Regions from separate parts of the Homo sapiens genome. Here regions 1, 3, 4 and 5 are each linked to region 2. A link is a contact called in ENCODE Hi-C or POLR2A ChIA-PET data. All regions are on one chromosome and are shown on one strand. The core of a region is the stretch at or near the end of the contact, and the rest is flanking DNA. Distances in the headings are between cores, read along the strand shown.

The links. Hi-C counts contacts between places; a loop is a spot of excess contacts on that map. ChIA-PET counts read pairs that join two places held with the same protein, here RNA polymerase II (POLR2A). Pooled maps may share reads with other maps.
Region 1: a pooled map shows a loop between it and region 2 (4-fold over the local background). The contact joins the enhancer-like site here to the promoter of LINC02606 in region 2. A Hi-C loop is called at or near these places in 5 of 37 single-sample maps with no recorded cell type and 4 of 50 pooled maps. POLR2A ChIA-PET finds 5 or more read pairs at or near these places in 3 of 52 experiments (WTC11 and activated T-cell).
Region 3: a loop to region 2 is called in a map of dorsolateral prefrontal cortex, with 3 times the contacts of the local background. The contact joins the promoter of CLSTN1 here to the promoter of LINC02606 in region 2. A Hi-C loop is called at or near these places in 1 of 168 maps with a recorded cell type or tissue (dorsolateral prefrontal cortex), 1 of 37 single-sample maps with no recorded cell type and 9 of 50 pooled maps. POLR2A ChIA-PET finds 5 or more read pairs at or near these places in 1 of 52 experiments (PC-9).
Region 4: a loop to region 2 is called in a map of gastrocnemius medialis, with 1.8 times the contacts of the local background. The contact joins the promoter of SLC2A5 here to the promoter of LINC02606 in region 2. A Hi-C loop is called at or near these places in 2 of 168 maps with a recorded cell type or tissue (GM12878 and gastrocnemius medialis), 23 of 37 single-sample maps with no recorded cell type and 5 of 50 pooled maps. POLR2A ChIA-PET finds 5 or more read pairs at or near these places in 2 of 52 experiments (OCI-LY7 and activated B cell).
Region 5: a loop to region 2 is called in a pooled map, with 5 times the contacts of the local background. The contact joins the enhancer-like site here to the promoter of LINC02606 in region 2. A Hi-C loop is called at or near these places in 2 of 37 single-sample maps with no recorded cell type and 4 of 50 pooled maps.

What each region holds. Positions count from the first base shown.
Region 1 is chr1:9,160,644-9,165,609 of GRCh38, reverse strand. The region is part of intron 1 of MIR34AHG (MIR34A host gene); the gene reads left to right. Among named protein-coding and RNA genes, the nearest start is that of MIR34A, 11 kb to the right of the region's middle. RefSeq lists silencers at 796-845, 2,616-2,685, 2,836-2,905 and an enhancer at 1,356-1,685. Within about 2 kb of position 2,555, at least 31 of the 41 ENCODE cell types and tissues checked have a DNase peak (open chromatin) inside an H3K27ac peak, as active enhancers do.
Region 2 is chr1:9,425,892-9,431,134 of GRCh38, reverse strand. LINC02606 (long intergenic non-protein coding RNA 2606) reads left to right here and starts at 2,139. Exons shown (of 2, transcript NR_104622.2): 1 at 2,139-2,213; 2 at 3,754-5,243. RefSeq lists enhancers at 1,894-1,983, 2,044-2,273, 2,772-3,406, 4,792-4,841.
Region 3 is chr1:9,821,491-9,826,120 of GRCh38, reverse strand. CLSTN1 (calsyntenin 1) reads left to right here and starts at 2,156. Exons shown (of 19, transcript NM_001009566.3): 1 at 2,156-2,478. The coding sequence starts at 2,388. RefSeq lists enhancers at 446-505, 1,566-2,282 and silencers at 1,895-1,954, 1,975-2,024, 2,195-2,344, 2,355-2,434.
Region 4 is chr1:9,066,614-9,071,876 of GRCh38, reverse strand. SLC2A5 (solute carrier family 2 member 5) reads left to right here and starts at 2,242. Exons shown (of 12, transcript NM_003039.3): 1 at 2,242-2,373. The coding sequence starts at 2,341.
Region 5 is chr1:9,009,232-9,014,033 of GRCh38, reverse strand. SLC2A7 (solute carrier family 2 member 7) reads left to right here. Exons shown (of 12, transcript NM_207420.3): 8 at 399-509; 9 at 3,790-3,891. Among named protein-coding and RNA genes, the nearest start is that of SLC2A7, 15 kb to the left of the region's middle. RefSeq lists a silencer at 2,960-3,019. Within about 2 kb of position 2,798, at least 5 of the 41 ENCODE cell types and tissues checked have a DNase peak (open chromatin) inside an H3K27ac peak, as active enhancers do.

The sequences.
Region 1 (4,966 bases), core at 1,306-3,805, 270 kb after region 2:
CTAAGTCCCCAAACACCTCCCATATCAGCCTTGGGCATGTGTCCTTCCGGTTCACCCACTTCTTGGAGATGCTTTCTGTTGACTATTTGCTGAACTCTGTGGCCGCCCAGAAAATACTCCAGGGAGTGTGATGTGCGTCTATTTCCGGAGCCTCATTTCAGCAGGACTGGTGCCTGGTCAGGGTCTAGACCCTCCACCTCAGGGCCTGCCGTGGAGCAGCCAGAACCCTGGCTTCCCCCAGGTCCCCTAGACAGGCTGCTGTCACCTCTGCCCAGCTCTGGACTCTGGGGTCTCCCCAGATGAATGCACGGCTCCCTCTCCCCCAGGCCCTCATCGGGGACAGGTGGCCTCTGCATGTTCCACTGGTCTGGCAGGTCAAGAACTCAGATTGTTTTAACAGTGGGTGAGGCTTTTATGTATTCAGGTGAGACAACGAATGTGAAAGCTCATTGTCACCTGTAAAGCACCTACCAGTCTGCTGTGACGATGACGGGATGATGAGAACTGTCATCGCTCCTTCTCATTCCTGTGGCTTTACTGTGGGACCTTGAGAGCCAGAGCAGCAGGGGGGAGGTTCTGAGGGTCTAGAAGCCTCGGCAAGGGGCTGTTGCAGCCAGGGGCAGTCAGGCAGGGTCACCCATGCAGGGGCAGCCAAGTGGCTTGCCCAAGCTGGGGTCTATGCCTAGAGGACCCTCCAAAGATGCTGACCCCCTGAAGCCTGGCATCACCCAGGGAGGAGCTGTCACCACCATGGCCCTCTGGGCTACTAAAAACAACCTTTTGCCCAGGACTTGCAAGGAAGAGAGAGAGAGTTCTCGGTGGATGAGAACAGTTTTTCAGTGGCAGTGCTACAGACATTTGGGGCCAGATGATTTTTTGTGGTGGGGGCTGCCCTGTGCACTGTAGGATGTTTAGCGGCATTCCTGGCTTCTACCCACTAGAAGCCAGGAGCACTCCCTACCCTTCAATTGTGATAATCAAAAACGTCTGGGTTTTTTTCTTCTTTTTTTTTTTGAGACAGAGTCTTGCTCTGTCACCCAGGCTGGAGTGCAGTGATGCGATCTTGGCTCACTGCAACCTCCACCTCCCAGTCTCAAGTGATTCTCCTGCTTCAGCCTCCCAAGTAGTTGGGATTACAGGTGTGTGCCACCATGCCCAGTTAAGTTTTGCATTTTTAGTGGAGATAGGGTCTTGTCATGTTGGCCAGGCTGGTCTCGAACTCCTGACCTCAAGTGATCTGCCCGCCTCGGCCTCCCAAAGTGCTGGGATTACAGGCATGAGCCACCACACCCGGCCCCAAAAATGTCTTTAGATATTGCCAAATGTCCCCTGGGTGACAAAATCATCCCCCAAACTGCTGGATTAGAGGCTTTGGAAATGGATTTTCTGTGACCACTGCTTCACCATTGTAAGCTGCCTCTCATTTGGGTGCAGTTTTCTTTGTTCCTTTTCCAAAAAGCTGACCTCATCGGGCCCATTTGTTTGTTTCGTTGACTCACCCAGTCTAACCGCAAGCAGCCTTCCTCCTCTGGGGGATCCCAAATGACTTATCATGGGACTTTGTATGTAAATTTCAAAGATTATTTTCTACTAAATCAGAGGCAGAAATCCTCAACTTCTTTTTTAGCAGCCTTGGTAAATACTTCCTTAGAGTGTTTAAGGGGCGTGCCGCACTCCTGCTGGTGGTCTGATTGTGAACACCTTTGCTGTTCAGTTCCCTGAAATCGCCAAATATTTCCCTCTCCTTTGGGTCTCAGCCCAGTGACTAGCGGATGATCTAAGGGCCAGGGCGGTCTGAGTTGGCTAGTGCACCGGGGATTTTCTTAAGGCCTTTGACCCGGGGACTGGTGTGGGAGGAAGGCAAAGGCCTGGTTGTTTATGAGCAAGGAGGAGTCAGGTCCGAGGATGGAGCCCTTCGGGGTCACTGCCCTGGGCCCTGCCCCTCTCCTGCACATCAGGCCCCTTGGACAAGGCCCGTGTGTTTGCAGGACCCTCTTGGGGCAGCAGAGCAAGGGCTGGCTTTGAGAGAGAGCCTCACTTTTTTGTTTTTTTTTTTTTTTTTTTTTTTAAGTAGAGACGGGGTTTCTCCATGTTGGTCAGGCCAGTCTTGAACTCCTCACCTCAGGTGATCTGCCCTCCTCGGCCTCCCAAAGTGCTGGGATTACAGGCGTGAGCGACCGCGCTCGGCCAGGGCTTCACTTTCAAGCTCAGTGCTGCTCTGAGGGGTGGACACAGCCCTGATGTCAGTAGCTGAAGACCTGCCTGGCCACACTCAGCAGCAGTTAGCCTTCTCCTCCCGCGCCCCGTGAACAAGGCTGTACCCTGGGAGGTTGGGCTCTGTCTGAATTCCATCACAGGTCCTCTCCTGGGCCTTGCCCTGCTTTGTTGCCTCCTTAGGAGGATGTCTTCTGGTTTCCTAGGAAGGGCTTTATATCTTAACATCCACCCTGCATTCAAAACCCAAGTTATCAAGACCACAGGGCACCACAACCCTCCTCTTGGCCTTGCGGTTTCTATTCTTCAGTGACTCCCAGAGGTTTGGCTTGATTGGCAGCTTAGAAGCACATGATTGAACTTGAGCAGTGGTTGAAACTCAGAGTCAGATGCCTGACCCGCCCCAATCCCAGGCACAGAGTCTGACCTCACACCCAGGCTGTGCTGTGTACTCAGTTGTTCAGTATCGACTTGAGCTTGACGGGCATCAGGGGCCAGGGAGTGAAAGGGAAGAGAAGCCAAATCTGGCTGCTAAGGGCTCTCAGTCCTGGAGGGCAGGAAAATAGTGGCCTTGCCGCTAGACCTGATGCCACCTGCCCCTCCAGCTGTACCCCCTCAACACCTTGGGTAATACCTCAAGCCCCACGTCCTCTTCCAAGCCAGATAGGACCCCAAGTGCTGGGTGATCCTTATTGAAGGGTAGGGACAGGAGGGACCCGTGGGATTGTGTGTGCTCAGAGCGGAGTTCAGGGGCACCTGAGGGCAAACTGTCTCTTTGCTCCCAGGGCTGTCCTCCGTGCCTTTACCTGTGCTGGGCCCTGGCAGAGCTCTGAGTCTTCTGGATTCCAGCGTCCATAGTAGCTAGTCTGTCCACTGCTGGAGAAAAGCTGCTTTCCCAAAATAGCCACCCAGGGGGAAAGAGCAGCCCTGGAATTTGACCCTGACGATCACCGTGACGGGGCTGCTGGCCCCACCTGGCCTGACCTCCACGACATCACGGAAGGACTGTTGGTTAGTTGTGGGGGCCAGGATTTTTCCTCTGTCCCCCTCCCCTCTTCTTCTTCCCTTTCTTCTTTCTCTCTGCCAGCTTCAGGTTTGAAATTCCAGTGACACCGAGGGAGATGCTCCAGTGCCTGTCCGGCTGGGGGGCAGGTCACATGGTGGGAGCAGAGAGGGGAGGGCACTTGTGCGCCTGCACCTCTTGGCAGGTGAATGCACACCTATGGAGGGGCCTGGGTGCTGGCAGCGAGCCCCGCTCCCTGCGGCTGTGCCAGGCCCAGAGGCGGCAGCGAGCCCAACAGGTCAGACAGGTGGAGCCAGGCTGGGGAAGCTGCAGGACCAGAGCTGACATCCGATCAATCCAAGGTCCTTCTTTGGCCCACAGAGCAGGTAACCCACCCTTTTCTTTCTTTTTTTTTTTTCTTTCTTTCTTTTTTTTTCTGGTTTAATTCACTGACAACTTTAGGGAACATTTACAACCCGAGAAAAAGGCCATTGAGATTGGGGGGCAATCGCGAATTGTTTGGAGAGGGATTTGTGGTGTTTTGTGTGGAGGAAATTTGGCCTCGGCATTAGAAAAGCATTTCTAATTTTCAGGTCTTTGATTCTGAAAGCAGATTTCTTATGGAGCCTGGGTGCTGGGTGGCATATTGGGGAGGCAAAGCCCAGAAGCCATGAGGGTTTTCCTGTGACTGCTGATGGAACACCGTGGGAGGCTGTAGTTTGGTGGCCTGTTTGCCTCCATAAGGAGGGGTTGGGGCAGAGACAGGGTGGTCGGGGGACTGCTCCGCGACAGGACTTGGCTGTATGGGGGAAGCTCTCCCAGTTCCTATCAGAGAAACACGTGGAGGGCTGGACTCCCTCCAAAATTCAAATTTATGCTACAGGCCCTTACTGGGGCTGGATTTTACTTGGAGATTGTTTGGAGTTTTGAAATCACCTCTCCTGGTAAGAAGACTCGGTCTCCTGTGTTCTTGCCCCCTCTGTATCTTGGCCAGTGATGGTTCCCTTAGACAAATTGATGGGGGATTTCTGGCCTGAGGACAGGAAGAAAAGGAGCCCAGGTCTGTTTCAGTGAAGAACAAGCCCAGGACACCCCACCTGAAACTAGGACTAGTTTTGCCCAGTTTGGCATCGTTGAAAACGCATTTGCCCTCTTCCTTGAACCAGGCTGTGCCTTCTTCTATCTGTTTCCCTGCCATGGAACATCACCCAAACATTTTACTGGGAAGGGGAGGGGTAAGAGCAGATACAATGCTTGTCTGAAACCCCCGTTGCATGGCATTCTTTGCAGGGACAGGACAGGGGAGCAGTTTTTGCTGTTACCGAACCCTTTGTGACAGAGATGCTGTTTGTTAAGTGATTTGCTTTTTTACAAAAAAAATTCCAAGGTAATTGATGATGACACAGTTGCTTAGACTATGGAATATACCAGTTAGGATTCCTTCAGCTGCAAGTAAGAGAAAACCTTACTTAAAATGACTTAATCAGAACAGTAAACATTTTTTAAGGCTAGGTGCAGTGGATCACGCCCATAATCCTAACACTTTGGGAGGCTGAAGCAGGAGGATCCCTTGAGCCCAGGAGTTCGAGACCAGCCTGGGCAAACAGGCAGATGTGGGGTATCTCTACAAACAAACCAAACCAAACCAAAACAAAAAAACTAGCCAGGTGTGGTGGCATGCACCTGTGGTCCCAGCTACTCAGGAGGCTGAGGTGGGAGAATCGCTTGACCCCAGGAGGTGGAGGCTGC
Region 2 (5,243 bases), core at 890-3,389:
TTTAGTATTTTTAGTAGAGACGAGGTTTCACCACATTAGCCAGGGTGGTCTCGAACTCCTGACCGCAGGTGATCCACTTGCCTCGGCTTCCCAAAGAATCCCAGCACTTTGAGAGGCCAAAGCAGATGAACCACCTGAGACCAGGGGTTCAAGACCAGCCTGGCCAACATAGCAAAACCCCGTCTCTACTAAAAATACAAAAATTAGCCAGGTGTGGTGGTGGGCGCCTGTAGTCCCAGCTACTTGGGAGGCTGAGGCAGGAGAATCTCTTGAACCCGGGAGGCGGAGGTTGCAGTGAGCCCACATGGGGCCACTGCATTCCAGCCTAGGCCACAGAGTGAGACTCCATCTCAAAAAAAAAAAAAAAAAAAAGCCACAAAGCAGCTAAGTGGTAAAGGGAGTCTGGAACCCAAGCCTCTAAAGCTCTAGCTCCTAACCATGCCTTAACCCTTGGATTCTGCAATGCACCCATTCTCTCCACAGACCTGTACTGAGCACCTATCATGTGCCACGCACTCTGTCTCAGAATTGGGGATGGAGCAATGATGAAACAAATTCCTGTCTTCATGCGGAGAGGGACATCAAATAAGATAAAGAACTAAATTAAACGGTTTATTAGAAGGTGATACATTAAATGCAATGGAGCAAAAGGAAGGGAATGGGAATGCGGGCTTGGGGGAGTCTGATTTGCAATTTAAAACCAGGAGGTTGGTGAAAGCCTTTCTCAGTGAGGAACATTTGAGCCAAGTCTTGGAGGAGGTAAGGGAGAGAGCCCTGGGGATAACTGAGGACAAGTTCCAGGCAGAGGTAAAGGCAAGTTCAGGATCCCAGAGGCAGAAGCAAGCCTGGCAGAATGGCCACTGTGGCTGGTGTTAAGTGAGAACGGAGACAAGAAAGGAAAGGTCTAGAACAGAGGCCTGGCCGTGTGGAACACTTCTAGCCATGGTAAAGGTTTGGCTTTTACTCTGAGACAGGAGGCCTGGTAGTTTTTGCACAGAGGAGGCACATGATATGACTTTTAACAGAATTACTGAGGTTGTTATGTAAACACAGACTGACGGGGTGGGAGCAGAGGAAGGACCAGCTAGGCAATTACAATAATCCAGGTGAGAGATGGGGGCTTGGTCTAAGATGCTGTTAGTGGATACCGGATTCTGGGGAAAAAAGAAAAGCCAATAGGATCTGCTGACAGATTTGACACGGGATGAAGAACTCTAAGTTTACAGCCTGAGAAGCCAGAAGGATTTTTCTTGAGGATGAATTCCAGGCTGGAGCTATAAGGAGGGGAGTCATCAGCACATAGTCTTTAAAGCCATGAAACCCGATGAAATCATCAAGAGATTAAGCGAAAAGAAAGAGAAGTCCAAGGAGCCAGTGCTGGGGGTACTGATACATTTAGAGGTCAGGAAAAAGAGGAGAGGCTAGCAAAAGAAACAGAGAAGGTGGGGCAGGGATGGAGGAGAAAAACAAGCGTGTGCACTGCCAAAAGCCAAGTGAAGAAAGTTTTGCGGAGGAGAGGGTGATAAACTGTATCAAAAATTGCTGATAGAGCAGGTAAGAGGAGGACTTGGGAGAGACTGAGTTTGGCTGGAGGGAGTTCAACAGAGTGGGAGGAGAGAGCTGGACAAAGAATATATACACTCTTCCAAGGAGTTACGGTATTCAGAAAGCGAAGGGATGGGGTGGGAGCTGGAGCCACCACAGGGTTCTCAGGAAGGGGGAAATTACATGTTTATATGCTGATGGGAACGATCCCTTCGAGAAGAAGTTAAGGCTCAAAAAGGTCAGGTTATCCCGGCACCAGTCTGGTCCAAACTCTTCTTCCCACCCCTAAACTACTGAAGTGATACATTTAAGTCTTCCCAGCCCTCCTGCCTTACACGAAATCCGATTAGGGCAGTTTGCATTTTTACTTTAATGGGGACATGTGATATTTAGCACCTTCGGTCAAGACGCCCCTCAAATAGGTTTTCGGGCTCTGCGTCCCAGCACGGCCTCCCGCGCGCTTTCGAAACGTCACCCTTGTCAGCTGTCCAGTTTTCCTCCAATCCCGCCTCGGGGGCGGGGCTGGCGCACCGTCTCTACAGCAACGCCTTAGCCAGAGGGTGCTCAGGTTTTCGGGACCGCGCGTGGCGCTCTCAGATGACGTCACACACCCGCGGCGCTTGCGTGACGTAAGCCCTGCTCAGTAAGAAGGCTCCGCAGGTCGGCAGGTAGGAAGAGCACTACCTCGCACACTGCGCATGCGCCACCTCGGGTGGCCTCAAGGTTGCTGTCGGGAGTTGGGTTTGAGGTCGGCTCCCTCTGGCTGCTGTCTCTTTAACCTGAACTAGAGAAGTCCTCCGCGATGCTGCAGTTTCCCGCTGGCTTTCTCGGAGCCACCTTGCGGGCAGATATCCGAGAATCAGAGTTCATTCTCTTCATCTTGCCCATCTCTTACCTCTGCTGGCGAGTTCTTCGTTGCATCCCAGTCTGAAAGTGCTAGTCGAACTCCCAATTTGCTGTTGCCCGCAAGCTTCCTCTAGCAGGTCATCTCCCTTCGAAACAGATGCTTTCAAATCTTGTGTCCTGGAAAGATTAGTAACCGTGCTCTTTAGCACTGGTGTTTGTAAGGGTAACCAGGCTACAACTGAGGACCTGAGAATTTCGGCTTTGAATCAAGTACTTGAGCTTTTACGTGCTAGGACCCGTGACTTTTGTTCACTGCTCGTGACTCTTTCTGTCTTCTTTCACATTTTTAGCCAGGATCCAGTTGGCCTTACTAAGTAAATGACCTCCAGAAAAATGAAGTATCGGCCAGGCGTGGTGGCTCACACCTGTTACCCCAGCACTGTGGGAGGCCGAGTTGGGCGGATCACTTGAGGCCAGCCTGGCCAACATGGTGAAACCCCGTCTCTACTAAAAATACAAAAATTAGCCAGGCGTGGTGGTGCACGCCTGTAATCCCAGCTGCTCCGGAGGCTGAGGCAGGAGAATCGCTTGAACCCGGGAGGTGGAGGTTGCAGTGAGTCGAGCTGGCACCACTGGACTTCAGCCTGACCGACGGTGAGACTCCGGCTCAAAAGAAACAAAAACAAACAAACAAACAAAGAAAAATAAAGTATCACTGTTCTAAAACTTAGAATTCCTTTACGTATTCATTGGCTGACATTGATTAAGCACCTATGCTTTTTTTTTTTTTTTTTTTTTTTGAGACAGAGTCTTGCTCTGTCAACCAGGCTGGAGTGCAATGGCGAGATCTCGGCTCACTGCAACCTCTGCCTCCCGGGTTCAAGCAATTCTCCTGCCTCAGCCTCCCGAGTAGCTGGGACTACAAGCACCCATTCTTTCCTGGATACTGTGCTGAACCTGGGGGCTACAGTGAGGATGACATCTGTCTCTGACATCATGGCACATTTAGGTGGTTAATTCAAGAAACATTGAAGTCCCACCTGTTTGCTAGGTACAGTTTAGATTATAAATGCTCATTGAAAGAATGAAGTGTGAACTAAGATCTAGCATGAGGCTGGGATTCGGTTTGAATTGAACCTTGGCCCTGCTCCTTAGGCGCTGTATGAGCTGGGGTGACTTCTGAACCCTCCTGCACATCTATTTCATGATTCATAGAAATGGGCATAATAATGCCTACTTCCTTAAGGTATCATGAGAGTTAAACCTCATGCTATGGTTTGGGGAGTCTTTTGTTTCCACTTCCTTATGATTCTTCCCTTCAGAAAAATGAAAAATTAAAAACCCTGTTTTCTCCTTACGCAGAGAACACCACCACTAATGGGAAGACTGCCCCCTGACCGGCACATGGCCTCAGCATTCATCCACAGATGCTCCTCAAATTGTTTTAAAAACAGCTTTTTTTAAAAGCTGTTTGTCTATGAAGATTAAATGAGTTAATAATATAAGCAAAGCACTTTGCATGGCTACTGGGCACGGTGGTTCATGCCTGTAATTCCAGCACTTTGGGAGGCCGAAGCAGGTGGATCACCTGAGGTCAGGAGTTCAAGACCAGCCTGATCAACATGGCGAAACCCTGTCTCTATTAAAAATACAAAAAAAATAGCCGGGCATGGTGGCACGTGCCTGTAATCCCAGCTACTTGGGAGGCTAAGGCAGGAGAATCGCTTGAACCTGGGAGGCAGAGGTTGCAGTGAGCCGAGACCTCGCCGTTGCACTCCAGCCTGGTTGACAGAGCAAGACTCTGTCTCAAAAAACAAAAAAACCCCAGCTTTTGTCCAGAGGTTGCTTTTTGTGGGTCTGTACGCTGAGGCCAAGTTCTATGTAAGCAGAGCCCTCCCACCTCACCTCCAAACAATGCCTCTAAACCATCACAATCTGAAAGGAAAATAAATCCCTTTCTTCAATGGTGACCTGAAGCTAGCCAAGGACCGGGTGCTGGCAGGTGGCCTGCGAGACTGGGTCGGATCCCGGGTTACTGTCTGAGGAGGGATGCCGTGCTGTAAGGGTTGGGGAGCCAGTGTCTGGCTTCCTTGTCACCACAAGACCTGTGGTTTCCAGCTCTGTCTGCATCCAGGTCCCACTAACCAACAGCAGGAGAGAAAACAGTTGTGCACACAGGCGGACGCGCACACGCGCACCTGGCCCCCCAGACGTGCACAGCCCTCAGAGGAAGTGGAGCACCAGATGTTCTGGGTTTCCTGTTCGACGCTTCCACAGCTGGTCGAGTCTGTGGTTGTGGTTTGTCTGTCTCGGGCTCATGTGAGAGACAAAAGCTGGGCTGACGGGAAACCTCTTCTCTCGGCCCCCACTCCCCAGCTCTGACTGATTAGGAAACCTGGCAGGTCAGAAATTTCCTGAAACACCCAGAGCTGGATTCTCCCAAGAAGAAGCTGAACCCCCAACTCCCATCCCTGAGGAGCAGCCCCTGGGCTGATGATCAGGACTTACAGAACCTGGGGCGATGGAAACCTCTACAAATATCCCATTTAGAAAGACCGCCAGCCCTGCCAACAGAATGAAACGGAGGCCAGGTTGCTATGGTCTCTACTCCAATGCCTGACATTGAGCCGCTGCTGCAAAACACTCAGCACATGAAGGAATGAATGAGGAACAGAGAACTTCACCTTTGGGGGTTGGGTGTACAAGCCCCAACTGGGCCCCAAGTCCCATAAATAGCTTTGGATTCCAACATACAAGCATTTGACGCAGCGAGGTGCTGCCGACTTGCTCTGTGACTTGGAGCAAGTCATTTAGCCTCTCTGGGCCTGGTGTCCTCATCTGCAGAATGGAGA
Region 3 (4,630 bases), core at 907-3,406, 390 kb before region 2:
CTATGTGGCATCATTTCATTTAATTCTCACAACTCTAAGAAGTACATATTGTTCCATTTCGCAGGTGAGGAGATTCTGAAAGTTCCATAACCTGGCCAAGGTCGTTTGCATTTGCAGAGGCCAGCACTGAAGTCCAGTCCCGTCTGACTAGACCATCTGGGTCCTTCCCACTAGAATACAGTGGGGAGGAGAAAAGGACACTGATGGATTAGTCAGTCGACAGCACAGGCAGCAGATTATAAAGCTGAACTGTTTGGTTAGAGCAGCTCGGGGCTGGAGAGGGAGGGCTGGCAGGAGGACTTCCTGAAGGAGACAGCCCAGAAGCTCCTTGTAAGGACCTGAGGCTTGGGTATGGGTGGAGGAGGAAGTGTGATGTTGGCCCTGGGAGGGGAATGAATAAGAAGAGACAGTGGCAGACAGCATGCCCTGAGGTCAGCTGGGTGGAGGATGGGAAGCCCAGCAGAGATGTCTGGACCTGACGAGGTGGCAGCAGGGAGGCACTCACTGAGTTTATAACTCCAGGAGGGGCAGAAGCAATGGCAACACCCGTCACCAGGGGAGAGGATGACTCAAAGCCTTGGCTGGAAGGAGTGGTGGGTGTGGCTTGGAGCCTGCCCGGGCCAGGCAGGTGCTTTGGGAAGGGTCCAGCCAAGGAGAGTCCGGTCTTCCTCCACGCAGGGGAGGGGGAGCAGGGGAAGGAAGGAGAGACATTAACAAGATGGAATCTGTAGGCTTTGGTGCAGGACGCTTACGGGGAACACGGCTCAGGGAGTTGGATTCCAGATTGCTTTTGAAGCCTTCCCCAGGTCACATCACACCGCTGTTCCCAGCCGTTCCAGGTCTTCCTGTTGACTGTAGGATCAAGTCCATTCCCCCAATCTGACCTCAGTCTACGTTTTTGGGCTCTTTGCCCACTAGTCTCCTAAATAAGTCCTCTGCGCCCCACAAACCAGTCTCCACCCAGCCTCCAGTGCTGCCAGCCTCCTCCACCCCCACCTGGAGCAGTGACATTCATGGATAGCTCCTCCAGCGGTCTCGAAAAATGAACATTTTAGGGTTCCACTTTTTGCTGTTGGTGTCCCCCTAATGCGAACATCCTGTCCTTGAGGGCTGATTCTTTTTACAATAGTTGTCCCAACGGGGGAAGTCATTTCACCTTTCTGACTTAGTTTCCTTATCTGCAAAATGGAGCCAGTAGTGTCTCATAGGGTACAGTGCCTGCACACACGCCCATCCACGGCTGTTCCAGGCCTTTCCTCCACTGCGGGGGGGTGCCAGGGGTCCAGAGGCGAGGAGGAGGGGGCCGCTGGACGCTGGGAAATTGGGAGGACCCCAAGATCCCTGTAGGGATCCACGGTAGAGGGGGAGGGCTTCTCTGTCCTCTCTATCCATTCGGACCTCCGCATTTCTAAGAACCAGCATCGCACCATGTCACTGAGAAAGAGCGCGCACACCAGCCGCCTTTTGAAAGTCACAAATAGATTCCTTCAGTGAATTCAGGACAGACTCCCCGGGGGCAGGTCCCGGGGCGGGAGCCGGTGTGGGTAGTGCTGCGCGGCCCTTAACTGTTTACCAGGCGCGTTTCGCTGACCTCGTCTCCTGGACCCCCTTTCGTGACCCCTCTCAACACCTCTACTGGGGAGACGAGGACCCCGAGGTTCTGGGGGGCGACGCGACCTGCCCGAAGTGACAAGGGTCCTGGGCCGCACTGCTCCGCCGGGGTCTGCGCTCCTCGGCGGAGCGGGTGGGAAGGATGAGTCCTCGGGGTGGAGAAGGAGGAGCGGGTCCCCGGGTACCGCTCACCCGGCCTTAGGAGCCCGGGAGCGCGCGTAGGGACGCGGAGTTGAGGCTCTCCATCTGCGGCCAGGGAAAGGGATACAGTCCCCCGGGCCCCTCCCGGCCGCTCGGAACCCACCCCAGGCGCGTCCCCGCGGGCGCGCGCTCCAGGCGGGGCCGACGGGCTCGGAGGCGCGCGCCCGCTGCCGGGTCCGCCGCGCGCGCTCCCTCCGCTCCTCTCCCCCGCCCCTCCCGGGCCCGCGCGCTCCCAGGGTCCGCCGCGCGCGCGCCTCGCGTCGCTCCCCATCCCCGCCCCTCCCGCCGCCACCCCGCCCCCGGCCGGGTACCCTCGCCGGACCCGAGAGAGAGCGCCGCCGCCATCTTAGTTGCTGCCGCTGCCTTCAGCAAGACGCTGCTCTGAGGCGGGGAGGGCGCCGCGTCCTGAGCGCGCGGCCCAGCGTCACGGCGGCGGCGGCGGCGGCTCCTCCTTGGACCCCCGGAGCTCCCCGCGCCGCGGAGCAGCTAGCCCCAGGCCCCTAGAGCCCCGAGAGCTCCGAGAGCTCCGCTCGGCGTCCCGCGCGCCTCCCTGCCGCTCCCGCCCCGGGCTGGCGATGCTGCGCCGCCCCGCTCCCGCGCTGGCCCCGGCCGCCCGGCTGCTGCTGGCCGGGCTGCTGTGCGGCGGCGGGGTCTGGGCCGCGCGAGGTAAGCCCCGGGGCTGGGCCGGGCCGCTGGGTCGGTGCGGGATTCGGGTCCGGGTGCAGGATTCGGGTCCCGGTGCGGGGATTCGGGTCCGGGTGCGGGAGTAGGGCCGGATGCCGGGATTCGAGCCGGGATGCGGGGAGTCGGGTCCGAGCGCAGGGAGCCGGGTCAGGGCGTGGGGTTCGGGTTGGGGGTCGGGCTCGCGGAGCCGGGGCCAGGGCGCAGGAGACTGTGGGCGCGCGCTGCAGGCGTCCCGGGGAAGCCAGGCTCCGTCCCGGGCGGGGCTCCTGAGCCTGGGCTGCCCCCACTGCAGCCCATGGTGGTGGCTGCGCTGATTTGGGGGAACGTGCAGACGGGCCGAAGGGTCAGTCCGCCCTGCTCAGCGGCGCACGCAGGCTGGGGCTGCACCCCTGGGTGAGATGCTCTGTGTACGTGTGCTCAGATGTGCATCAGGCGGGGGGTGCACGCACAGTTTTGGTGTGTGCTTACATAAGAGCCCACTCCTCCGCATCCCGTTTCCAAGATCCCGATTCTGTGTTGCTGCACCGCGGACACCACGACTTCGCCCCTTTCCGCCTCCTCCCAGAGTCCTTCAGACGTTGTCTGTTTCCAGTGGAGCCGAGGCTGAAACTTAGTGCTTCCCTCCCACCTTTTCACCCAAAGGTGAAATCGCGATGAGATTTGCGACCGCGGGCTCACCCAGTGTTAGAAATCTCCGTCTCTGCTACCCCTGGTGCCTTGGTGCTGTTTTTCTGACGGTCATTTAGACCGTGGAGGGTTAGATGTTCTCTACAAAAACGAGAAACCTCTCTGGTTTTTTAGGATTGTAGGACCGAAATTATTTTATGGCTCGGTGGGAAGTAGTATTTCTTGGCTAATTTATTATTAGCTTTTAACCTTCATCCACTTAACCTTTTAAACCTTGCATGCCTCTGCTATTGACTGGTCTTGCCAACGAAAAGCTTACGCATTGCAGATACAGTATTTGCTTCTGAGTGGATCTTGAAATCGTAAACATTTTCCTTGGCCTTAGAGCAGAGTAATCTAGGTGTAGTCTGTAGAATCTACTGTAGGCTTAAATCTGTTGTTCTGATTTTTTTTTAATCAAAAGAAATTTTGGGGAGGAGGATTGATAGAAATCTAGATGAAATGGTCATATTTGAATTTAGCAAGCTTTTTAAAAATTCTTATTTTCCCTTCCCTGGCGTGACATAAGGAGAGAAGTATGGTGTTCACGAATTAAAGGGCAGAGGCGGCAAATGCATCTTTTGTTCCATGTTCCTTTCTAAACATCGAGGATGATAAACTTTGAATACTTCTTTTATTTCATTTCTAACATTCTGTTGACTCTGTCAAATTCAGATCTTAGTCACTAAGTATCTCATTGCTGGCCATTTGATTTTTAAAAGTAACATCAAGCTAAGTTTGAAATGTTCTTTCCAGATGTGGGTTGGAGGTCTGAAACTCTAATATATCCAAGAGAAATGTCAAAAGTTTTGCTTCTCTTGGGGAAAACCCACACATTTTAAAAATATGTGCTTGGATTGGGTATTTTGGGAACAGTTTAAGTATATTTAGTCAGTGATACCATTTCTTGTTAAAATTGGTGCTTTCTTAAATAGCACCTACATTTGTTAGTCATTATTTAATTGCCTTGGTTACTTAAACAGCATACATTTCAACTTTGAATATCTTCATTACCTGAGACCGACAGAAATCTTGTGTGAAAGGTGTGTTGGCTAGTTGAGTCATTTGTAATTTGCTTTCTCTAAGTTTTTCTTGGTGCAGTTACAGTAGTTCAAGATTCTTAGTCTTCGGAATAAAGACATTTTACACATCAGTTATTCGTATGCATTTTTTTCAGGTTGCAAGTTAGAAAATGTCTTGGAATTACACGAAATGCTAATAAACAATTTCATTTTGAAATATTACAAGTGAATTTCATATGTAAATTTACAGTTTGGAGACACTCTGTGGGCTCGTTTTAAGAGATCATTTCAACTAATTGAATTTTTTACGGCTGTAAGGCAGTACGACATGAACTCCTGTTCATGCTGTAGCTACCTTTAATCATTGTTAATGTTAGATTACGTACAGACTGCTGCAGAAAATGATAGATTTTCTAATATAAATTGCATCTTGACTCTTAGTTTTG
Region 4 (5,263 bases), core at 993-3,492, 360 kb after region 2:
GGTCCTGGGCAGGGACAGGACCCACCCGGAGCCCGCAGGCCCGCCAGGCAGAGGGACTGGCTGAGCGGCCCGCAGCCTGGCGTCATGACGGCCTCCCGCCACGCCCCCGTCCCCGCGCTCGGCTCCCTCCAGGGCGGAAGCACGGGTCGAGCGTTGGTGACGCCATGGCTGTGCTTGCGACGCCCTGTCACTGGCAGGAACCGGGTACTGCGGCCCGCAGCTCCCGGGATGATCCCCTCTGGGCCTGAGGGCCTGGCTCACTGTCCCCGCTTCCCCGGGCTGGGCCGTCAAGGCGGGGACTGGGAGTGTCCGCGTCCCCCCCAGCGACCCCCGGTTTTAGTTACCCCCTCGCCCAAAGGCAGGGAGAAGTGGAAGATCTGGGCCTAGATAGAAGCAGGTGTCATGCACTTGACATGACTGATGACTACAAACTTTGGACGATTATTTTTGGGGGGAGGATGGGGGACGGAGATGAGTCTCGCTCTGTCGCCCAGGCTGGAGTGCAGTGGTGTGATCTAGGTGCGCTGCAACCTCCGCCTCCCGGGTTCCAGCTATTCTCCTGCCTCAGCCTCCCAAGTAGCTGGGATTACAGGCGTCTGCCACCATGCCTGGCTAATTTTTGTATTTTCGGTAAAGACAGGGTTTCACCATGTTGGTCAGACTGGTCTCGAACTCCTGACCTCAGGTGATCCACCCACCTTGGCTTCCCCAGGTGCTGGGATTACAGGCGTGAGCCACCGCGCCCGGCCGGATTCTTCTTTGTGTTGGATTGCACACCTGTACCCGTCTCCTCACTCCCCCATCGTTGATTTCCTCTCCCCACCCTACCCCTGCAATTAAAGTGCATTTTCTTTGGAAACTTTTTCTAGATCTTTGAAATAATTGGAAACCTCTGGTCTTGCTATGCGTTAGTCACAAGTCAGTGTGCTAGGACAGTGATACGCAGAAGAAAAAGACAGGCAGTAGCTGGTGAAAGGGAATGCTGAGTTCTCCCTTGTGAATAGGGACCCCCCCGACCCCCCAACACACACACACACACAGACGGCCACGCTGCTAGGCTTCTCACAGTCTCCCACCCTGAGCAACCCTGGGGATTTGCTGCTAATGCAAGGAACAGTGCCTAACACAGGCTCCCAGTCTCTGCTTGTTTAAAGATGCATGAGATTCAGAATCAATCACTAAAGTAACTGGATTTACGCCACAGCAAATAGAACTGGGAGTATGTTCTGTAAAGATGAAAACCTGTGGGACTTGTGAGACTTTGGATTTTGGCCACTTGCGCTGGTGTGCCCTGTGGCAGCTGAATGAGTGCCAAACATGGGGGGCTGACAGTGGCCTGGCCTTGAGATGGCCGGACCCGGACCAGCAGGTGTGACTCATTTTCCCTGCCCTGCCTGGAAAGGGGTTCGAGGTATTTACCACCTTCCCAGTAGTGATGAATACACAGAAAGTAACATCCCTAGGTCATTCTGAGCTCCTTAAAATGGAAAATAAGAGGCCGGACACGATGGCTCACGCCTGTAATCCCAGCACTTTGGGAGGCCAAGGAGGGTGGATCACTTGAGGTCAGGAGTTCGAGACCAGCCTGGCCAACATGGCAAAACCCCGTGTCTACTAAAAATATAAAAATTAGCCGAGCGTGGTAGTGCACGCCTGTAATCCCAGCTACTCAGGAGGTGGAAGCAGGAGAATCGCTTGAACTCGGGAGGCGGAGGTTGTAGTGAGCTGAGATCATGCCACTGCACTCCAGCCTGGGACAAGAGCGAAACTCCGTCTCAAAAAAAAAAAAAAAAAAAAAAAAAAACAGAAAATGAGAAACTTTCCCCAAACAGTATTACACGGTGACTTGGGCAAAACTGACTCTCCACCAAGAGACACTTGACTGTAGTTTTCCTGGCAGGGAGAGCATCTTTGAGGTCTCTAGTGGCCCAATCTGTTGCCCTCAGATTACCTGGTGTCATGTAGGGTGGAGGACAGCTGTTGTTTGCCATGCGTTCCTGACAGAAATAACCCTTCCAGTCATTCACCATGAGCCTGACTGGTAGAGACTTTAGCAATGGGGAAATACCGTAGACTGTTCCATCAGGACAATGCTGGGCCTGCAGTCCCCAGGGGGCACCCACTTACTTAGCCAAACCCCAGACGTTTCATTTAAAAGCAGAAGTGAAAGGAAGACCAGGTTCCTGAAAGGGTTATTCTGACTTAATCTGGCTATAAAAATGCTATTGGCTGTTATTTGGCATGGCCAAAGTGCACCCAGAATGTCTTCTCTCTCCATTCAGTGCACGCGTTACTTTGGCTAAAAGGAGGTGAGCGGCACTCTGCCCTTCCAGAGCAAGCATGGAGCAACAGGATCAGAGCATGAAGGAAGGGGTGAGTGTGTTGCTCAGGGAAAGGGGCCAAGAGCAGGCTTGGCTGCCAGGGCCTGTGCAGCCTTCCTGGAGAGTCGCTGGGGGGCTCCTGGTGTTGCAGAGGGAACTCTGTGTTGGGAGGGATTATGGTGGGGAGAGGGGGAAAGTCTTGTCCAGCAGGTGGTCTTTTATAGGGAGGAGAGAGGTTTAGAGACAAGTGCTCTGTGGAAATCATTCTACTGGAACAGCCTTTAACAGCAGGATCTGTAACTGAATGGAAGAGACCCAAAGGATTCATTTGTCCCAACTTGAACCAAACATGTTAGCTGCAAAATCCTTCTATGGTTGGTGAGATGTTTCGCTCTGCTTTCGTTTTGCTTTTGGCTTCAGGGCAGTTAATTTTTTCAGCAAGTAACATAGCTGAGCTGCATGAAAGCAAGATAAACTCAGAAAAGGCGTTGCTTGATTTGAATTTAGTTCAGATCTGTCACGTAGGTTTCCTGCCTTTTAGATCCTGAGGCTCCCTTGTTTTAGAGAGGAAAGATTTTCATGGACTCCTGCAACGTAATTGCAGTTTACTTTCTAGATTCCCTTGATTGAGGAAAATGCATAATGTCAGAAAAGTAACACTGACTTATTAACACTTTATAAGAATTTGCATTTATTCATCACAATAGCATCTGCTTATATTTGGAGTGGAGGAAGGATAGTGCACATTTTTGCAAAACAGCATTTGTTCAGGCATGGATGTGAGACCCTCACCATAGGCAGACTGGAAACATGCTCTGTAGCACATAGATTAAGAGTGGGTCTTGGGAGGCTGAGGTGGGTGGATCACCTGAGGTCAGCAGTTCGAGACCAGCCTGGCCAACATGGTGAAACCCCATCTCTACTAAAAATACAAAAATTAGCCAGGCGTGGTGGCAGGTGCCTGTAATCCCAGCTACTCAGGAGGCTGAGGCAGGAGAATCACTTGAACCTGGGAAACAGAGGCTGCAATGAGCTGAGATCACGCCATTGCACTCCAGCCTGGTCAACAAGAGCGAAACTTCATCTCAAAAAAAAAAAAAAAAAAAGAGTGGGCCTGGGAAGTAGAAGCCCCCAGGATTCATTCCTGCTCCATCCTATTCTAGCTGTGGGACTTGGGTAAGTTCTTTAACTCTTCAGTGCCTCAGTTTTCTCATTTGTAAAATGGGAGTAATAACCATACCGCCTCATAGGGTGCTGGAGCAATTAAATGAGATAATGCATGTAAAGTACCTGGCACAGAGTGAGTTCCCCGTAAATGTTACTACTTTTCTTTCTCTCTCTCTCGCTTTTTTTTTTTTTTTTTTTTGACACAGAGTCTTGCTCTGTCACCCAGGCTGAAGTACAGTGGTGCGATCAAGGTTCACTGCAACCTCCACCTTCTGGGCTCAAGCGATCCTCCCACCTCAGCCTCCCAAGTAGCTGGGATTACAGGCATGCACCACCACACCCGGCTAATTTTTGTATTTTTAGTAGAGATGGGGTTTCACCATGTTGGCCAGGCTGGTCTAGAACTCCTGACCTCAGGTGATCCGCCCGCCTCGGCCTCCCAAAGTGCTGGGGTTACAGGTGTGAGCCACCGCGCCCGGCCATCGTAAATGTTACTACTTTTCAATCATTCTTTAGGCTGGTTTCTCCACCTCCGCGTGATTTCCATTTGGCACTGGCTAACGCTTCGTTGTAGGGGCTGTCTTGTGTGTTATAAGATGTTTAGCCGCGTCCCTGGCTCTACCTTCTAGACGCAGTAGCTCCCTCCCCCAGGAGTGACAACCGATGTCCCCGAGAGGGCAGAATCCACTCCCAGCCCTCAACTGAGAGGCACTGCTTTGGAGTCTACTCAGCCCCTTCGCTTGGGTCATCTTGTTTGTCTTACAACTAAGAAAGTGTTAGACAAATCAAGTGTCATCACCTCCATTTTATAGAAAAGAAACGGAGGTGATGAGGACTTAGGTGTTTGGGGTCCAGGGAGGTCCTCCGCTGTCCAGAGAAAGGCACAACTGCCACGTTCCCCACGTCCACCAAGTCCAGCTGCAGAAAGGAATGGAAACACCCCCACGTGGCAGGCCCTGAAACTGAGTAACACATTGCGAAAGGAAATGATTCAGATGGCCACATGCGAGAGGCATGGGCTGACCCAGCTGCCTGCTGCCTCAGCCCTCCAGGGAAGGAAGCCTCCTCTGGGCCAGAGGGATGAAGGTGGGGATGGGCTTCCCGCTCCTGAGAGCAGCCTGCCCCTTGGGGAGAAAGCTGGGGCGTGCTGGGCTTCCCAAAACACTCTGAAGGAAGCGATCCCAATGGTCTGTAAGAATCCGGGAAATCATTAAGTGCAGCCGAGAGGGGAGGTAGGAGCCAAGGAGAAATGCGGGGGCAGGCGAAGGCTACAGAGGCTGCGCGGTCCGGGGAGGAGGGCGTCTGGCAGTATGGAGCCAGCTGCCTGCCCCTCAGTGGTTGTGTGGCAGTGGCCTCACTGGCCTTTTCTCTTCTTTTTCTTTCTTTTTCCTTTTTTTTTTTTTTTAATTTTGAGACAGGGTCTTACTCTGTTGGCCAGGCCAGAGTGCAATGGTGGGATCATAGCTCACCGCGGCCTTGAAGTCCGGGGCTCCAGCAATCCTCCCACCTCAGCCTCCCGAGTAGCTGGGACTACAGGCATGTAGCACCACCCTTGGCTAATTTTTAAATATTTTGAAGAGACGGGGTCTCACTATACCCAGGCTGGTCTTGGGCTACTGGGCTCAAGTGTGCCTTCTGCCTCAGCCTCCCAAAGTGCTTGGATTGTAGGCCTGAGCCACTGCACTCAGCCCTGCTTTTCTCCTATGTAGAGGGCAAACACTGACATCTATCAGATGTGCACCAAGGACTTTCTGCCAGGAAGAAAAGACTGTTGG
Region 5 (4,802 bases), core at 1,549-4,048, 420 kb after region 2:
GTCCTTGGCATGGGGCCAGAAGACAGACTCAACTTGCGGTTGGCTTGGCCCAGAGTGAGAGGTAAGAAGTCATTCTTTGGGATCTGAGCTCTTAGAGTAACTGAATGATGGAGGGAAAAGTGCTCTTGGAGGTCGTATGGTCTGACTTCCATTTTATAGACGCCAAACCTGAGGCCCAGAGAGGGAGGAGCTGCGACCCTGGATTCCAGGGCAGCGCCGGGCTCCACCCTGGTGTCCCGACTCCAGGTCAGGCCTCTTTTTCCCACCACCTGCTACCCTCTTCCTGTCCCAGGGTCCCCAACCCAGGCTTGCAGAACTGTGTGTGGCTTGAGTTGAGAAAGTTAAGCCAGCGTCCTGGGTCTTCCGGCCTGTCCTGACAGCCCTGTGTTTTTGTTTAGATCAACTACTATGCGGACACCATCTACACATCTGCGGGCGTGGAGGCCGCTCACTCCCAATATGTAACGGTGGGCTCTGGCGTCGTCAACATAGTGATGACCATCACCTCGGTGAGTGAGCAGGAGGCATCCTTCCTGCTGGAGGGTCTCTGGCCAGGTGCCGCCAGGCAGACAGGAGCCCCACAGAGTGAACTGAGTGCTGGTGGCCCTGGTCCTGGGGTCATTTAAGGGACATGGACTTTAGGATGCACACATACTAACTACCTGCATGACTTTGACCAGAAAACTCAAAATTCCTTCAGAGCCGGCCGGGCGCGGCGGCTCACACTTGTAATCCCAGCACTTCGGAAGGCCAAGGCGAGCAGATCACTTGAGGTCAGGGAGTTTGAGACCAGCCTGGCCAACATGATGAAACCCAGTCTCTACTAAAAATACAAAAAAATTAGCCAGGTGTGGTGGCACACACTTGTAATCCCAGCACTTTGGGAGACTGAGGCAGGTGGATGACTTGAGGTCAGGAGTTTGAGACCAGCCTGGTCAACATGGTGAAACCCCATCTCTATTAAAAAATACAAAAATGAGCTGGGCATGGTGGTGGGTACCTGTAATGTCAGCTACTTGGGAGGCCGAGTCAGGAGAATCACTTGAACTTGGGAGGTGGAGATTGCAGTGAGCAGGGAGATGGCACCACTGCACTCCAGCCTGGGTGACAAGAGTGAGACTCTGTCTCAAAAACAACAACAACAACAAAGAAAAACCTTCAGATCCAAGTTTCTTCCTTTGTAAAAATCATTATGGTGACTGCAATACATGGTATTCAAATGCAGGTACCCCTTTTTGTTGGTGCAGTTTCATGATTTCAGAGTTTAGTATTTAAAGTCTGAGCTACTTACGCTTTGATATATATGTTGCATGAAAAAGGGTCAGATGATCATGGCATTCCTTTCCCTAGACCATTTTCAAGTTATCTCCTGATTATTTTGATTCCTATTTCTTGAGTTGCCAGTGATGGTAAACATTTTCAAGAAAGTTATCTATTATTTGTATTTTCCCCAGAGCTAGTTTAAGTTCCAGTAAACTCTCAGAAGGTTTAGAAGGGCAGGGAGGGAGAAGTTAAGGAAAACAGTGGGAGAGGCTGACAGGAAAATTAAGGGAAGAGGACAGAGGTCCCCAGGCTGAAGTCTCAACCCCTTCCTCCTGCTGGATTTCTGTGGCCCCATCCCCAGTTTTCCCCTGGGGCAGGATCCATCCTTTATCCTCAGAGTCCTCCTCCTTGGGGATAAATGACCATAACTAGGACCTGCTTCACCATCATCCTACCTGGAGCAACCCAAGCCAGAAAAATACCCTTTCCCTCTCCCTGGAGGAACAGCATCTGGGAACCAGGCATACAGCAGGAAATTGACAGTATTTCCCTGATTTTTGGGGTGCACTTCGCTCCCATCCTGAATGGCAGTGATAGTCTGTCTGTTGGGATGTTGGGAGGACATGAGTCAGCTAACATGAGTCAAGGGGCTGTACAGGGCCGGCTCTGGTCAGCCATTAGGGATGGAGTAGAATGGAAATGGTATTAGAAGTAGAAAAGGAGCCAGGTGTGGTGGCTCATGCCTGTAATTCCTGCACTTTGGGAGGTTGAGGCGGGCGGATCACCTGACGTCAGGAGTTCGAGACCAGCCTGGCCAACATGGTGAAACCCCATCTGTACTGAAAATACAAAAATTAGCCGGGCGTGATAGCACATGCCTGTAATCCCAGCTACTCGGGAGACTGAGGCAGGAGAATTGCTTGTACCCGGGAGGCGGAGGTTGCAGTGAGCCACGGTTGCACCACAGCACTCCAGCCTGGGTGACAGAGTGAGACTCCACCAAAAAAAAAAAAAAAAAAAAAAAGAAGAAGAAGAAGAAGTAGAAAAGGAAGGAAGAAGTCGAAAGAATGCTGATCACAGGGAGTGTGGCCTGGGCTTGGTTGTTGGAGAAGGAGCTGGCTGAGTGGAGGGGTCAGTCCATCAGGTGGAAAAGTGGAGAGATGAGGGGCCCCGCATGATGTGAGCCCAGATTCCAGATGGCCTCAATGTCGAGTGGAGCCCCAGAGAATAGGAGGGGGCTATTTTTATTCTTATTCTTTTTATTTATTTATTTTTTAAACATAGAGACAGGGTCTTACTATGTTGACCCGGCTGGTTTCGAACTCCTGAGCTCAATCAATCCTCCTGTCTCGGCCTCCCAAAGCGCTGAGATTACAGGTGTGAGCCACTGTGCCCAGCCCAGGGGCTATTTTTAAATGTAGGTTTTATTCTTATTCAGGTATGGTGAGGCCAACAGATCAGGAGGTGGCTACTGCTGGAAAGACAGTTTGTTCCTCACAGATCCCATGAGGAGGGTGCGGTCCACGCCATTCCGGGCCTGCGGGGAAGCCCCAGGGTTGGTCAGGAAGCAGAGGCATGAAGGGGAAGTGTGAGGATGAACCTTTACTGTGGTTCCCACAGAAAGGAATGGGTGAGGCAGAGCGAGCAGGTTTAGGAGTAGCTGGTGTGAATAATTTCCTCAGGGTCGGGGACCACAGGGGCTGTGCCAGCTGTCTGGCCCCTGGCCCCCAGGGTGTTAGGGCAGGTGATGCTGGCCTTGCGTGTGAAAGCTCAGCAAAGGAAGACCTGGGGTGTGGGCCTGCATTGTTGGTTTGCAGATGAAAGAGGCACTCACTCCCAGACAGCGGTTTGTTTGCTATCAGTGGGGTGGGAAGGGCAGTCCCTCCAGGGCCATAAAGGTCCCAAGATGTCAAAGCATCAAACACAGAAACTAGAAAATGTGGTTATTCTAGTGGGTAGCAAGGGGTGCAGGGAGCCAAGATCCAGGAGGTCTGGAAATGAATGACCAGAACAAGGAAGGGTGGTGGTGAAGAGCATGAATGTCTGACCCATGTCAAATCAGCGGCCTGCATCCCACATGCAGGCAGCAGGGGTAAGAAAGGGGCACCTAAAAGGTGACGCACGGTGGCTCACGCCTGTAATCCCAGCACTTTGGGAGGCCGAGGCAGGAGGATCACTTGAGGCCAGGAGTTCGAGACCAGCCTGGCCAACATGGTGAAACCTCGTCTCTACGAGAAATACAAAACTTAGCCGGGCATGGTGGCAGGTGCCTGTAATCCCAGCTACTTGGGAGCTGAGGTAGGAGAATCACTTGAACCTGGGAGGCAGAGGTTGCAGTGAGCTGAGATCGCACCACTGCACTCCAGCCTGGGCAGCAAGAGCAAAACTCCGTTTAAAAAAAAAGAAAGAAAGACAAAAGAAAGAAAGGGGCACCTAAGAGGGGCCCACAAAAGGAAGTGGAGGCTCGGCCCAAGAACCGTGGGCGCCAGGCCAAGGCGGCTTCTCACTGTCCCCCTTCCCCTCCAGGCTGTCCTTGTGGAGCGGCTGGGACGGCGGCACCTCCTGCTGGCCGGCTACGGCATCTGCGGCTCTGCCTGCCTGGTGCTGACGGTGGTGCTCCTATTCCAGGTCTGACCTCATTTCCTGCCCCCTGGGTGGGGAGTCATGGGGAGGGTGGGAGGTCCCCTGACTGAACCGGGCCCGCTGCACCAAGTGGTTGGTTCTGAGTCCCACTGATGGCATGCATCCTGCCTGGAAAAGTACTTTGCAATGCCCCATCCTGAAGTGAATGTCACAGATGGCTTCATTTACCTACACCTGCACATGCAAATAAGTAACCGGATAGATGGTCCAGCTGTCATGGGAAAGAGAAACAAGGAGGACAGTTTGCAATAAAATATGTGCTTCAATGCGTAAATGCAAGGATGCCACCGCATTAGAAAACATCTATGGGCGGTGAACAGGTGTGGGTTAAGGAAAGACCAGAAGTCACCCCATTCGAGAGGTAGAAGGAGGCTGAGCACAGTGGCTCACTCCTGCAATCCTAGCACTTTGGGAGGCCAAGGCAGGAGGACCCATTGAGCCCAGGAGCTCAAGACCAGTCTGAACAACATGGTGAGACCCCATCTCTACAAAAAATACAAAACGTTTTCTGGGTGTGGTGGTGTGCACCTGTAGTCCCAGCTACTCAGGAAGCTGAGGTGGGAGGATCACCTGAGCCTGGGAGGTCAAGGCTGCAGTGAGCCATGATCGCACCATTGTACTCCAGCCTGGGGGACAGTGAGACCCTGTCTCAAAAAAGAAAAAACAAAACAAAACTACGAATCATTTTTCAGTAAGACTAAAACACAGCAGACCACCCAAACAAGAAGTACATCATTTTAATTTGCAGTGTTCTCAGCCTGTATGTATTATCCACGTTCTACGGAAGTGATGAAAATACGTGGTGTGTCATGATATAAAATCTCTAAAAAGCAACCAGCATTCTGTGTCTCCGAGGCAGCCTCTTTGCTGTTGCTTGTGCAGGAACGGCAGCACTG